Regions from separate parts of the Homo sapiens genome. Here regions 2 and 3 are each linked to region 1. A link is a contact called in ENCODE Hi-C data. All regions are on one chromosome and are shown on one strand. Each heading gives the region's core, a stretch centred on a gene start or an enhancer-like site at or near the end of the contact. The rest is flanking DNA. Distances are from core to core; before and after follow the strand shown.

What was found. A loop is a pair of places that touch in the nucleus more often than their neighbours do. Pooled maps may share reads with other maps.
Region 2: a loop to region 1 is called in a pooled map, with 8 times the contacts of the local background. The contact joins the promoter of ERCC3 here to the promoter of VMA22 in region 1. A Hi-C loop is called at or near these places in 5 of 50 pooled maps.
Region 3: a loop to region 1 is called in a map of B cell, with 7 times the contacts of the local background. The contact joins the enhancer-like site here to the promoter of VMA22 in region 1. A Hi-C loop is called at or near these places in 2 of 168 maps with a recorded cell type or tissue (B cell and naive thymus-derived CD4-positive, alpha-beta T cell) and 9 of 50 pooled maps.

The regions. Positions count from the first base shown.
Region 1 is chr2:130,339,582-130,343,992 of GRCh38, forward strand. VMA22 (vacuolar ATPase assembly factor VMA22) reads right to left here and starts at 2,583. Exons shown (of 5, transcript NM_032357.4): 1 at 2,434-2,583; 2 at 2,260-2,363; 3 at 2,086-2,168; 4 at 1,327-1,458. The coding sequence starts at 2,544. IMP4 (IMP U3 small nucleolar ribonucleoprotein 4) reads left to right here and starts at 3,316. Exons shown (of 9, transcript NM_033416.3): 1 at 3,316-3,354; 2 at 3,505-3,613. The coding sequence starts at 3,352. RefSeq lists enhancers at 2,499-3,048, 3,179-3,348.
Region 2 is chr2:127,291,364-127,295,672 of GRCh38, forward strand. It overlaps ERCC3 (ERCC excision repair 3, TFIIH core complex helicase subunit), which reads right to left and starts at 2,781. Exons shown (of 15, transcript NM_000122.2): 1 at 2,691-2,781; 2 at 2,150-2,355; 3 at 1,247-1,483. The coding sequence starts at 2,718.
Region 3 is chr2:127,087,066-127,091,412 of GRCh38, forward strand. The region is part of intron 1 of BIN1 (bridging integrator 1); the gene reads right to left. Among named protein-coding and RNA genes, the nearest start is that of BIN1, 18 kb to the right of the region's middle. RefSeq lists an enhancer at 1-486. Within about 2 kb of position 1,251, at least 2 of the 41 ENCODE cell types and tissues checked have a DNase peak (open chromatin) inside an H3K27ac peak, as active enhancers do.

The DNA.
Region 1 (4,411 bases), core at 1,333-3,832:
CTCTGTTAGTCCACACTCTGGATCCACCTCTAGATGGCTTTTGCTGATGTCTCTGCTGGAACAGCTGCTGCCCAGTCCTCCGGGCAGCTCTCGTCTTCGGCCTCCTGTTCAGCAGCAGGGCTGACCACACATTGGATCACTCGCTCCAGGAAACACTTTCTCTTCTTGGCCTCCAGGACACCTGCCCCCAGGTGTTGCTCCTCAGTTTCCTTGACTGGCTTCTCCCCTCTTCTCCCTCACCTCCCGTCCATACTCCCCAGGCCCTCTGCTGATCTCATCCTATCTCAGCTTTAAACCAGTGTTTGTGTCAAAAACTTTGGAATTTAAACACCAGTGCTATGCAGTGGACTCCCAAATCTCTCTCCAGCCCAGGCCTCTCCCAAACTCCAGATACATGTGCCCAAGTGCCCACTCAGACTCTCCAGCAGGGCGTCGGTGGATACCACACAGACCACACCAACTCCTGCCTTCTGGAATCCTCTCAGCTGCCCACAGCAGGTGAGGGTCGCTCCATCCTCCCAGGGGTTCTGGGTGGAGACCGCAGGCTCTCCTGGACTCCTTTCCTTCCCTTACTCCCATATCTTATCTGTCAGCAAATTCTGGGGCTTCTATTCTTAAAACCTGTGCAGGTTCCCACCACTTACCTCCTCCTCCAGTGACGCTATCTGCTTCTCACACTGGCTGCTCCCTGACACCTACTTCCTCCCTCTGCTCTGTGTCCCCGCCCAGCACCCAAGCATTCCTGTGACCCTGTACAGCCAGTTGCACCATCCTCTGCTCAGAGCCTCTCTGTGGGTCCCACAGTCTTCATCAGGGCTTACATCACCTGACTCCACTCTAGGCCACCGGCCTCGGCACATACCAGATATATCTGGCTTCAGGGCTTTTGTCCTGGCTGGTTCCTCCATCTAGAGCACTGTTCCCCAAAATCACCCACAAAGCTTTTCCTTCACCTCCTCAGAGAGACCTCCCCTGGCCCACTCCTGTCCCACTCCATTATGTGTTTTTCATAACAATTTTCACAGCCTGACTTATGTTAAGGGCCTACTTATTTGCACGTTGCCTTTGTCTGCTTCTAAACATTACATGAAAAGTGTTTGTCTCTTTTGTTCCCTGCTGTATCCCCAGCAGCTAGCATGAACCCGAATGCTGCCAACAACCAGTAAATGCTTTTGGAAAAAATAATGGGTGTACAACGGAAGTTTGGATGGAGGAAAACCTGCAAAGCCTTTCACAGACTAACCCCAGCCATGGCAGCAGTGCTCAAGTGTTCCCTGTGGATAGAGGGTCTGAGGGCCACAGAGCCAAACAACACGGTCCACTCACCATCCCGGAAGCTTGCTTGAGCCTGACGTAGACTGTGAGGAACTAGGATTCCAAACCAGTTCAGGGGGTCCTGAGGGGCCTCAGAGGACTCCGGTTCTGGGGTCTTAGTGGGGCCCTTGCGCCTCCGCAGACCTGAGGAAAGAAAGGTTGGAGGAGGCTGGGATCTTACTCCCTGACCTTTATCATCTTGGTGACAATGTTGAGCTTGATCTGAGCTCATGATTCTATAAAACACTGTTGGTTGGAAAATTCCAACTTTGGGGTTCCAGGAAACAGCTTACCACAAAACACAGCCTTTCCCCTTGTGATTCAGATGAGACTGTTTGTCCACTCTTTCCCGTGACTCCTGTAAGACCCACTGATGACCCTGTTTGCCTGTGACACTGATCTTACCCATTGTACCTGAACATGCCAACAGACCAGACATAGACGTTCCAACTCCCCATTCTTTGTCTCAGGATGATTAACTGGGATTAGAAGTTTGTCCCTCTGAAACTAGCTAGACACACAGATAAATATTTTCTGTTCAGCTGACTGAAATGTATGTGATTGTAAATCTATTCCCAGTGTAAAGCAACTCACCAACAATTTCTCTACTTCCTATAAAAGTCTAAGGCAAAACCACCCTACAAAAACATTCTGTTCTTCTGCTCTGGGATGCTCTCTCTTATCGCAAAAACCTAATTTAAATCATCTCCATAATTTGCATTTTGTCTTTGACACTGGGAAGGGGTTCTGCAGAAGGAAGAGGGGGCTCACCTGCTTCGCGAGGCCCCACCTCCTCTGGGGCGTGGACACCAGCTCTCACCACCTTGAACTTCTGGAGTCCCTCCTGGGCCTCGCTGAAGGACGAGAAGGGAGGATGGAGCTTTGGCAGCCCGGGCCTAGAACGCGCCCGCCCGCCCACCCAGCCCAGCATGGAAGCTTCCTCACCTGGCGTGGAGGCAGACCTGGGGCTCCATGTGGGAAGCATACTGCAGGGGCCCTACCGACTTGGCGCCCATCGCGTAGCGAGCCTTGGCGAGCGAGAGCCAGCCCTGCAGGGAGAGGAAAGCGGTGAGACTCAGTTTACGCCCGTGTACCCTCCTGCCCGCCCCAGGCGCCTACCTCCTCCACCCGGGCGTTCAACACCGTTCGTTTCCCCTCCAGCTCCTCCAGGTCCCCAAGCAGCTGCAGGACCAGCGAATCCAGCTCCGCTCGCAGGTCAAGCGCCGCCATGGACACACCTCCAGATCTGGAGCCACCTTCTTCCTTGTCACCCTCCGCAGTTTGGCAGGACAGCCAATAGGCACACGAGATCCTCCATCAAGGGGCGTTCCCATCTGGGGATCCCCACGCCGGCAGCACCAAGGCCTCTGGGTCAGCTTCTTTAAGGGCAAGCGCCCTTAGAGAAGCAGCACGGAAGCAACCAATCAACTGGTTTCTCCAATTAGCCCCCAAGTGGATCAGCCTGCTGAACTGTCGGCTAGGGTTATAGGTGGTTCTGAGTCCTTCCGGAAGCTGCCGAATCTTAGAAGTCGCGCCACTGTTGTGGCGATGGAAGAAGGCGAAGCTCTACAGAAACCATTTTGGTTGAGGGAAGAGTGGTTTTAAAGTTAATTTGGAAAGGAGCCGGCAAGCAACCTTCAGTCGGTGTGCGGTTTTTACAGTTGAACTGTTTCCAGCCGCTAATTATGATTGTTTTAGCGGTTCGTCATCTGAAAACTGCATTCTGCACGGCGGTGGTGGGGGGAGGACGAGGATGGAGAAGCCTGGGCGGACATATTTATTAGCTGCGGTCCTAAGTCACGTGTGACATTCTGTATCCAGTCTATCGGTTATCCCAAGGAGAACGCCCTGCCGGAATGGCCAATCGCCTTGAGATGTCCCCGCCCTATTCGCCATCTTAACATAGGGCATTCCCCACAGCTGCAGGCACCAGTGAAGCGTCTAAGGGACCATCTTGGTTGAGGGCGGAAGTGAGGACTGTGTCGCGCTGGAGGAGCCCACAGATTCTCCCGGACCCACGTGGAAGCGGCACTCAAGATGGTAGGAGAATGAGCTCCTGTTTCGGAGGTCCGGGGCGCGTGAAGTGCTGGGGATGTGGCTCTGGGGACTTGGAGGCTCAGCGGCTCCGGGGCTCCGGGGTTCCGGGGCTCGGGAGCGAGTAGTGAGTGACTGGGCCTGCTGTTCCCACAGCTGCGCCGCGAGGCCCGCCTGCGCCGCGAGTACCTGTACCGCAAGGCCCGGGAGGAGGCGCAGCGCTCAGCCCAGGAGAGGAAGGAGCGGCTGCGGCGCGCGCTGGAAGGTAAGGCATCGGCCCCGCGGGCGTCTGCGTGGTAAACCACCCCGGCACGCATTTGTGTTCGAATATCCGAGCGTCTTTCCAAATGCTTGCCGGCCGTTTTCCTTGCCCATTGGGTTCTCCTGTTGGTTTTGAGAGTGTTTCTTCCGTGTGATGGTATTAATTACTTGTCACTGACGTTGCAGTACCCGGGTTTTGCAGCTTGCCCGCTGTGTGCAGTGTGTCAAGTTCGTCCCAAGTTTTAAAGACTTTATCTTGTCCTGTAGAAATTCTCTTTAGAGCGGTGGCTCACTGCTGTAATCCCAGCACTTTGGGAGGCCGAGGCGGGCGGATCATGAGGTCAGGAGTTCGAGCCTGACCAACATGGTGAAATCTCGTCTCTACTAAACATACAAAAATTAGCCGGCCGTGGTGGCACGCGCCTGTAATCCCAGCTACTCAGGAGGCTGAGGCAGGAGAATCGCTTGAACCCGGGAGGCGGAGGTTGCAGTGAGCCGAGATCCTGCCACTGCACTCCAGCCTGGGCAAAAAAGCAAGACTCCGTCTCAAAAAAAAAAAAAAAAAGAAATTCTCTCTAAAGACTATCTGGATAGCGCTGGTGCTGCAGACTGCGCTGCCCATCCTCCCTGCAGGAGTTCCTCTGAGCTCCGTGGGGAACAGTGCTGGCCCCGAGTGCGCACCTGGAGCGCTGTGCTCTGCGGTAGGCAGCCTGTGGTCCAGGGCCCGCTGAAGCCATGCCTTCGAAGCGCTGTGGGCATCGTGACCAACGGTTTTGCTGTCTGAGAGCTTAAAGGTCTCTGG
Region 2 (4,309 bases), core at 1,531-4,030, 3.0 Mb before region 1:
ATTGTCCTGCCTCAGCCTCCTGAGTAGCTGGGATTACAGGCACCCACCACCATGCCTGGCGAATTTTTGTATTTTTAGTAGAGACAGGAATTTCGCCATGTTGGCCAGGCTGGTCTTGAACTCCTGACCCCAGGTGGTCCACCCACCTCAGCCACCCAAAGTGCTGGGATTACAGGAGTGAGCCACTGCACCTGGCCGGGCACGCTTTCACATCACAGGAAAAGAGAGTTCTCTCCAGGACTCCTGCAGCTTCTCTGGGACTGGCTGCAGTACCATACTGAATTCCTGTGGCACTCTTCTGCCACTCCAGATCCCAAGGTCTGAATCTGACTCCTTTTGGATCAGCCAAAGGCAATGAAAGCCACTGTCCATCTCTTTTAAATGGCATTCACCCATCTCGCAGAAGAAACCTAGCATGTTCAACTATTAATCACATGGAACCCTCTTTGTTTTGTCAAAAACATCTGAAGTTGTTTTTGACTTTCCCTCATGGAACTTGTTGACTATTGGTCTCCTGCAGATACTTAGCTTTAGACAGAGTTTACCACCTGTGTTAGTCAGCTTGGGCTGCCATAATAAAATTCCAGACTGGGTGGCTTCAACATTAGAACTGTATTTTCTCAGAGCTGTGGAGGCTGAAAGTCTATGATCAAGGTATCAGCCGATTCAGTTTCTGGTGAAGGCTCTTGTCTATGGACCACCTTCCCATTGTGTACTCACATGACAAGAAGGGCAGGTGAGAGAAAGCATGCTCCGGTGTCTCTTCTTAGGAGGACACTAATCATAGCGGATCACGACCTCATTTAGTCTTAACTACTTTCTTACTCCAAATACATTACCATTGGATATTAGGTTTTGAAGACAAAATTTGAGGGGAACACACACAATTCAGTCCCCAGCACACTCACTTTGGGCTGCATTTCCAAATTCTCCCTGGCTACAATGGGCCTGAATTAGTAGCCCCTCTGTGTTAATACCCACAGCTGGGAGCGGCTCATGAGAAGCGTGGCCTCACCCAGAACACAATGCTGGATCCAGAGTGTAGCGGCTCATGAGAAGCATGGCCTCACCCAGAACACAATGCTGGATCCAGAGTGTAGCGGCTGGGGTAATCAGTCGTTATGCTCCCCACAGGAAATCTGAATGGCACATTCTCATGGCTGCCACAGGCTGACAACATGGAGCACCTATGCCTATTGTTACATTAGCAGGGCAGGTGGAATTGCTGGTCTCAGCTGTCACTTGCCTTAATAAACTGCATAATTCCATCAGGGACTCCAGTCTTGCTGAGCTTCCTGAGGTACTCGGTGATGTCACTGGTTTGCAGCCCAACGCTGACAGCTGCATACAAGGAGTAGGCAGTTAGTTTGTACTCATGCACATGGGTTGGTCGGCACACTGGCTCTGCAATAGCCACCAAGAAGTCTTGGGCATATTTGTAAACTGGAGAGAAGGCTTCCAAGAAGATATGGCCATCGGGAGCCTGAGAGATACCAAATGGACAAAACAGACAAGGAAACATGAGTTGCAGAGACTACTGGGCTCTTGCCCATATCATTATCAAGAAAGAATAAGCTGCCCAACACCACAGATATTCTTGCAAGCACTCCTTCAGACAACTGTGGGGCCTGTTACATTAATCAGATACAGAAGAGTAAAGAAAAATAGAAGAAAGTGTTTCCAAAGTCAACAGCTGTTTCCTACTATTCTGCACAGAGAAAGCCCATCTTACTGGCTATCCTCAAGTTACCTTTTGGCTAGATTTCAACTAAATGTATAACATTAATTATTTAAAGTAGAGCAAAAGCTTGCTACCGAACATGTCTTCCATTATTTGAGGAAACAAACTGTTACATGATAAATGCTATTTATTCGGCAGATAAAAGGATTCACTACATGGGGTAGGGCTGGGGAAGGAGTGAGAGTAAACCGAGGGGTTAGAGCTGTTGGAAGCCCAGGTCCGGCCGCCACACGTGTGCGCAACTGCTCGCTGTTGCCTTGGGCTGTTCCAACGTGTGTGGATGAAAATTCTCTCCCGGCCAGTTCTAGGGGCAGTATCCTGAATGTCAGTTTTGACTCTGAGGATGCCCAAGATTTAGCTGCCGCTCCGCACACTCCTGGGCCCTGCCCAAGCTAAGGGCATGCTTACCACCCAGAGGGGCCTGGAGGTGTGGTCGTCCTTCAGCGGCATTTGCAGCCTGTAGTCCTTGGCTCCATATTCATCCACTTTGGTGCCTGACTCATCCACCTGCTTCCCCGCCGCCGAGGGAACCGCTTCCTGAGGGTCGTTCCCCGGGGCGTCCTCTTCATCATCCTCTTCATCCTCATAGTGCCGCTTCCTGGATTTCTTCTTGTCTGCAAGATACCAACACAGAAGTAAGCCCAGCAGGAGCCTTCAGGGTTCCCTCCGCACCGCTTGGCAGCATTTCACCTGCGCCGCCGCAAACTCCTAGCTAAGAGCCACCTGCATCCCGCAGGCGTTGCGCCCCTCACCCGTCTCCCCTAGGCCGAGTTCGCTGGGCTGCGCCCAGGTCCAGCATCTCTCCCGCCCAAAGGCCTGTCCCAACGGGGTGCGCGCGGGAGGGCCAGCAGGGTCGGCCGGCGCAGAGGCCCGGAGCAGCTCCGAGGCAGAGCGGGGGGCAGGGCCGGCAAGGGCAGTCGTGGCTGAGCGTGCCCGCGCAACGTCTCACCGCGGTCCGCTCGGTCTCTTTTGCCCATGGCAGCTACAGCAGCAGAGAGAAGATGACCCCGCTCCCACAGGCCCGCCGCGGCATCCGCTCTGGGGGGACTTCCGGCTCAATCCGGAAGCTCCCTGTTGTCCACACAGGATGTCCCGCCTCTAGGCGCCGTGATGTGGGTGGCTGGAAGAGCGGAGAGCCAGCGACCGCCGATCTGTTAGCTCGTGCGACCCAGCGGCGGGGGTCCTCCACTGTTCATTTCTCTACAACTGAAGGAAAATACTGTGTGTTGAGCACCTGTGTAGTGCGCGAATTAAAGGCCTCATCCTTCTGGAACTTAAATTTTAATGAAGCCATGTGGGCAATAAATGTGTGTGTGAGAGAGAGAGAGAGAGAATGTGACCTGAGTCCATGGGTAAGGAAGAATTCTTTTTTTTAATTAAAAAAAATTTGGCTGAGCACGGTGGCTCACGCCTGTAATTCCAGCACTTTGGGAGGCTGAGGTGGGTGGATCACTTGAGGTCAGGAGTTCGAGGCCAGCCTGGCCAACATGGTGAAACCCCATCTCTGCGAAAAATACAAAAAAAAGTAGCCAGGCATGGTGGCACACGCCTGTAGTCTAAGCTACTTGGGAGGCTGAGATGGGAGAATCTCTTGAACCCAGAAGGTAAAGGCTGCACTGAGCTGAGATTGCACCACTGCACTACAGCCTGGGCGACAGGCCGAGAGTTCGTCTCAAAAAAAATTTTTTTCTTTTTTTTTTTTTTTTTTTTGAGACGGAGTCTCGCCCTGTCGCCCAGGCTGGAATGCAGTGGCGCGATTTCAGCTCACTGCAAGCTCCGCCTCCCGGGTTCATGCCATTCTCATGTCTCAGCCTAAATAAAGCAGATTACCCTCAATAATGCGGGTGGGCCTCATCCAAATCAGTTGAAGGCCTTAAGAGCAAAGACAGGTTTCTCAAGGAAAAAGGAATTCTGCCTCCAGACTGCAACACAGAAAGTTCTGACTGAGTTTCCAGCCTTTGGACTCAAAACTACAACATCAACTCGTACCTGAATTCCCAACTTGCCAACCCCCACAATTGCATGAGCCAATTCTTTAAAATCAATCAATCAATCTCGCTTGCTCAGTGGGCCTCTTGGTTCTGTTTCTCTGGAGAACGTAACACAGATTTTTGGTACGGGGAATAGGGTACTGCTGTAACAAATACCTAACAATGGGGAAGTGGTTTTCAAATTGGGTAATCGGTAGAGGCTGAAAGAATTTTGAGGCGCATGATAGAAAAGCCTCTATTGTCTTGAAGAGCCTTGGTAGAAGTATGGGCATTAAAGGTGATTCTGGTGACGGCTCAGATGGAAAGGAGAAATATGTTATTGAAACTGGAGGCAAGTGGTAGAGAGCTTGCCTGAATTGTATTCTGTTGGGTGGAAAGTAGAACTTATAAGTGATAAGCTTGGACATTTTGCTGAGGAAATTTCTACATGATGGTTCAAAGTGAGGCCTGGGCCAGGCGCGGTGGCTCACGCCTGTAATCCCAGCACTTTGGGAGGCCGAGGCAGGGGATCATAAGGTCAGGAGTTCAATACCAGCCTGGCCAATATGGTGAATCCCCGTCTCTACTAAAAATACAA
Region 3 (4,347 bases), core at 1-2,500, 3.3 Mb before region 1:
TGAGAGCAAAAAGTGGTGTTGGGTTTTCTCTTTTACATCCTTAACTGACAATAAAAACTTGACCAACTACGTCAGCCCCACCACAATGCTTTGATGGTCAAAAACGAAAACACAGAGAGCCCTCCCAGCCCGGCCGGCCCCTGGAGGTCCTGTCTGCATCAGAGCTGGCAGCCCAGCCCCGCCCCTGAGAAAGAAGGGGGAGGGGAAGGAAGTTGCAGGGTCTCCTCCTCCACACTCATCTCTGCAGCTGGAAGGGAAGGCTCCCGCCCCAGAGAACGAGTGTCCAGTTGACTCCAGGCCAGGAAGGCCCCCTCCCCGTCCTCTCTCTCATCCCTCCCAGGGTGCCTGAAATTCCAGCCGGTTCTGTAGATAAGCCTATGGCCTGCAGCCAGGGTGGTGCCACGTGGACCCCAGAGGAAGCCAGGGTGGGCTGCGGTGGCCTGGGGAGCCCCGAGCAGAGCACACAGCGTGAGTGGAGGCAGCAGGGGCCAGAGTCAGGCTGGGAGGGGGCTGGGGTGAGCACTCTCACAGTGGCCGGCGGGGCTGGACCAGCCAAGGGCAGTGCAGGACGGACGGCAGAGCAGGAACCGCTCATCCAAAGACCACATGTGCTCCAAATCCTGGCAGGGGAGGGAGGCGTTTCACAGTGAGGAAACCGAGAGTCCCATGTCAGTAAGCAATGAGCTAGAATCCGCACACGGCCCACCGCTACCAAGCCCTTGGATTTTATCAGCCACCCCACCACCTTCCAACCAGGAGGGCTGGAGGACCCCCTGGATCATGACTGGCTCCCCTCCCCTCGGGACCATCCCCCAAGCTGAGTCTATTCTTAGCCATCAGCAGAACCAGGTGTCCACCAGCAAACAGAGGAGTTTCTAGAAGGGCTACGCCCACCCAGACCATCATCAAGCGCCCAGCCAGCTGCCCAGGCCTCACCCTCCAGCTTCTTCCCCACCCAGCCAGCACTTAGTGGAAGAAAGGAACCTTCCACCAGACCCACCACTGTGAAGAGTCCCCACCCCGGCTCTGGGACGTGGCCTCTCGGCTGTAGGGCCTGGTGGCTGTGGTGGTCACACTGTGGGTGAGCTGGCCAGACGCAGGAGGGATCTTCTCATAACTCAGTTCCTTGAGAGGGGTGCCAAGAGCAGGACAGGCACAGAATCAGAGCCTCCCCTGCCAACGCCCACCCAAAAACGAAGGTGGCTTCCTCTTCTGCACTATCACCTCACAACAGGCATTTGAAGACTCAGCAACGTGCCCTGGTGGCAGTGTGCCTGGCCATGCTCTATGGGAAGCCAAGCAAGGTCTCTGCCCTGGAGGAGCCAGCACTCTAGGAGGGAGGCAATGTTGAAAGGTGCTGTGAGCCTCCGAACAAAAATGCAGCAGGGGGACGGGTGCGGTGGCTCACACCTGTAATCCCAGCACTTTGGGAGGCTGAGGGGGGCAAATCACCTAAGGTCAGGAGTTCCAGACCAGCCTGGGCAACATAGTGAGATCCTACCCCTACCAAAAATAGTTTTTAATTAGCTGAGTGTGATGGTGTGCACCTATAGTCCTAGCTACTGGGGAGGCTAGGGCAGGAGGATGCCTTGAGTTCAGGAGTTCAAAAAATGCAGTGATCCAGGACCGCACCACTGCACTCCAGCCAGGGCGACAGAGCAAGACCGTATCTCTTAAAAAAAAAAAAAAAGAGAGACACTGAAGGGCTGGGGGTGAGGGGAGAGGGCGGCTGCTCTTAGGAAGGAACTCAGGGAAGTGACAGCTGAGCAGAGACCTGATGAAGGAGCAAGACACCAGGCCAGGAAGGAAGAAGAAGGTAGAACTCACTGGACAGAGAACTCAGTGAGTGCAAAGGCCCTGAGGTGGACGGGAGGGATGCCACAGGACAGCAAGACCGGCGTGGCTGAGAGTGGCAGGGGGCAGGGAGGACCAGGAGGCCCTGAAACACCAGGTGCCAGGCTTCATGCTGAGCCCTTGGGCATGATTCCATAGCCTCATGGTGGACCCCTCCATAACCTCATGAAGGAAATACTATTATATTCTCACTTTGCAGGTGAGGAAACTGAGGCACTGCCTTAACAACTCCCCAGGGTCACGCAGCCAGGCCCAGGATCCCAACCCCAGGCCTGGGTCCATCGGTGAGGAGCTTTAACCACTGCACATGCGGCCTCGGCCCCCAGGACCACAGAGGCCCCTGGAAGACTCTGGCCCTTAAAACCCAGCATGGAACGTGGAACCCTGGAAAGCTCTGAGCCAAGACTTGATTTTGCAGCCTGCAAAGCTCCCAGGCTGGCGCGTGTACACACTTCAGGAGCGCAGTGGGGCAGGGTGCCTGTTCAGAAGCTGACTGCACTGACCCAGGTGGGAGGCAAGGGGACTCTGTGATCTGAGCTACTAGAGGGAAGGGGTGGTCATCACCTGAGATGGGGACACGTGTTGGGGTAACAGCTGGGGGTCACAGTGAGTTTGCAGTGCCCAGAGATGTCCAGGAGGAAGGTGCAGACACAATGGCCAGGAACCCTGGGGTGGACTGGACACACCCCACCGTCAGGTTTCTATCACACCCCGGCCCCACCCACCTGCCCCTCAGTCCCTCCCACTGCCCACTCTGGATGACCAGCTCAGGGCATCTAGTCTGGGCAGCTGGCCAGGAACCCCTTCTGGTAGGAGACACTGCTGGGGCAGAAGGTGCTGGGAGCAGGCCCAGGCTGTGCAGCCCTGGGCAAGTAAGCTCACCTCCCTGACCTGCTGGGTCTCATCACTTAGAGCCAAGAACTCCCTCAAGGGTGTTTAAAGGTGAAGTATGATCATGTAGGTAAGAGGGCCCAGCAGAGCCGCTAGCACTGGATTCCCCCCTGCTCCCCCCACCCAGGGCTGAAAGTTCCTGCAGTCTTCCCACCCTAGTCCCCAACGCCCTACTCCCCCAACCCCCAGCTCACATAAGCCTTCCCCGCACCTGCCGCCCAGTGCACCTGCTCCTGCGGCTCACAGTCCACTGCAGCATGGCCAGTTCCTTGGAACAGCATATACCAACCACCCCCCTTCCTCTCTCCAATCAAGCTCCCCTCTGCAGCCTCCTTGCCTGCAGCTCTGCAAGGACCCTGCAAGCCACCCCATTACGCTGGGCCCCTTTGGGAAAAGGGTAAACCGACAAGAGGCCCCATGGAAATCAACCAAACAGCTGAAGACAGTGGCCATCGCAGCAAGGCCAGCCTGGTGCAACCCGCTGTGGCCACATGAGGAGCCCTGATGGGCCTTGCTACTACTCCACATCCCAGTGCCACCCCCGCAGGCAGGCAGCAAGGGCATGGCCGCGGGGCATCAGTGACACAGGGCGACCCTCCACCACTTCAGTTGTGCTGGGTGGGGCTCGCTGAGGACAGCCTGTCTCCACAGGCACGCACCCCACCCTTGGCCCCAGCCCTCCGCCCATCTGTCCCTCCACACAAGTGCGGGTGCTATTCTCAGCCCAGCTCCAGGACACTGGCCATAAACACACGGTGGAATCTGCTTCTCCAGCCCACCCGCCTCCCACCCTCATCACCTGCTTCCTGAGCTCAGTGGGGGAACAGCCTGTGCTGGGAGGAGCAGAGCACCAGCCCAGCCCCAGCCAGGGCACAGCTGTGGGTGGGGGGCGGTGGCAGCTCCCCAGCAGCCAGGGCAGGGGAGGGGGAAGGTCTGGCCAGCACCCACCTGCCTTGGGGCCAAGTGAAGGTCTGAGCTGGGTGGGAAGGCAACAGCCACGGGTCGCCACACACTCCCACAGTCTTCATTAGGAAACTTTGCCTCCCTAGCAATGCCAGGCTATGCTGGCCCTTCACATCACCTCCTCCAGGCAGCCTTCCCCGACTCCACTCCAGGCACAGGAGCTGACTTGTTCTTCTGGATGCCTTCAGGTTCTTACACGTCTGTTCCTGTCTGAGAAGCTCAACCTATACATGCAACCAGGCTATTCATTCCTTAATCAAAGTCCTCGGTTTCTATATCCATGACACTGGAACTAGTAAATGGTGCCTACGGGAGGTATGTGTTTATCTCAAACACATCATTGGTATTACTTCAAACAGTATTGTTGTCATTTCTGCTATTCAAAGGAGTGAATGCCCAGAGTCAGCTTTAGATAGCGCCCACCCAGAAGTGCCCACTGAGGCACCAACAGGCACCCCACGCAGCACAGTACTGAGGAGGCTGCCCTCACCCCAGCCCCGGGGCATTCTCAGGCCTTCCTCTACCCAGTGCTGTTCTAGGGGCTTCCCTGCCTCACCCTGGCCTGTCCAGCATGCCCTGCCCCTCCACACAAGTGTGAGTGCTGTTCTCAGCCACAGGGGCTCCCCATCTTTGCCGATG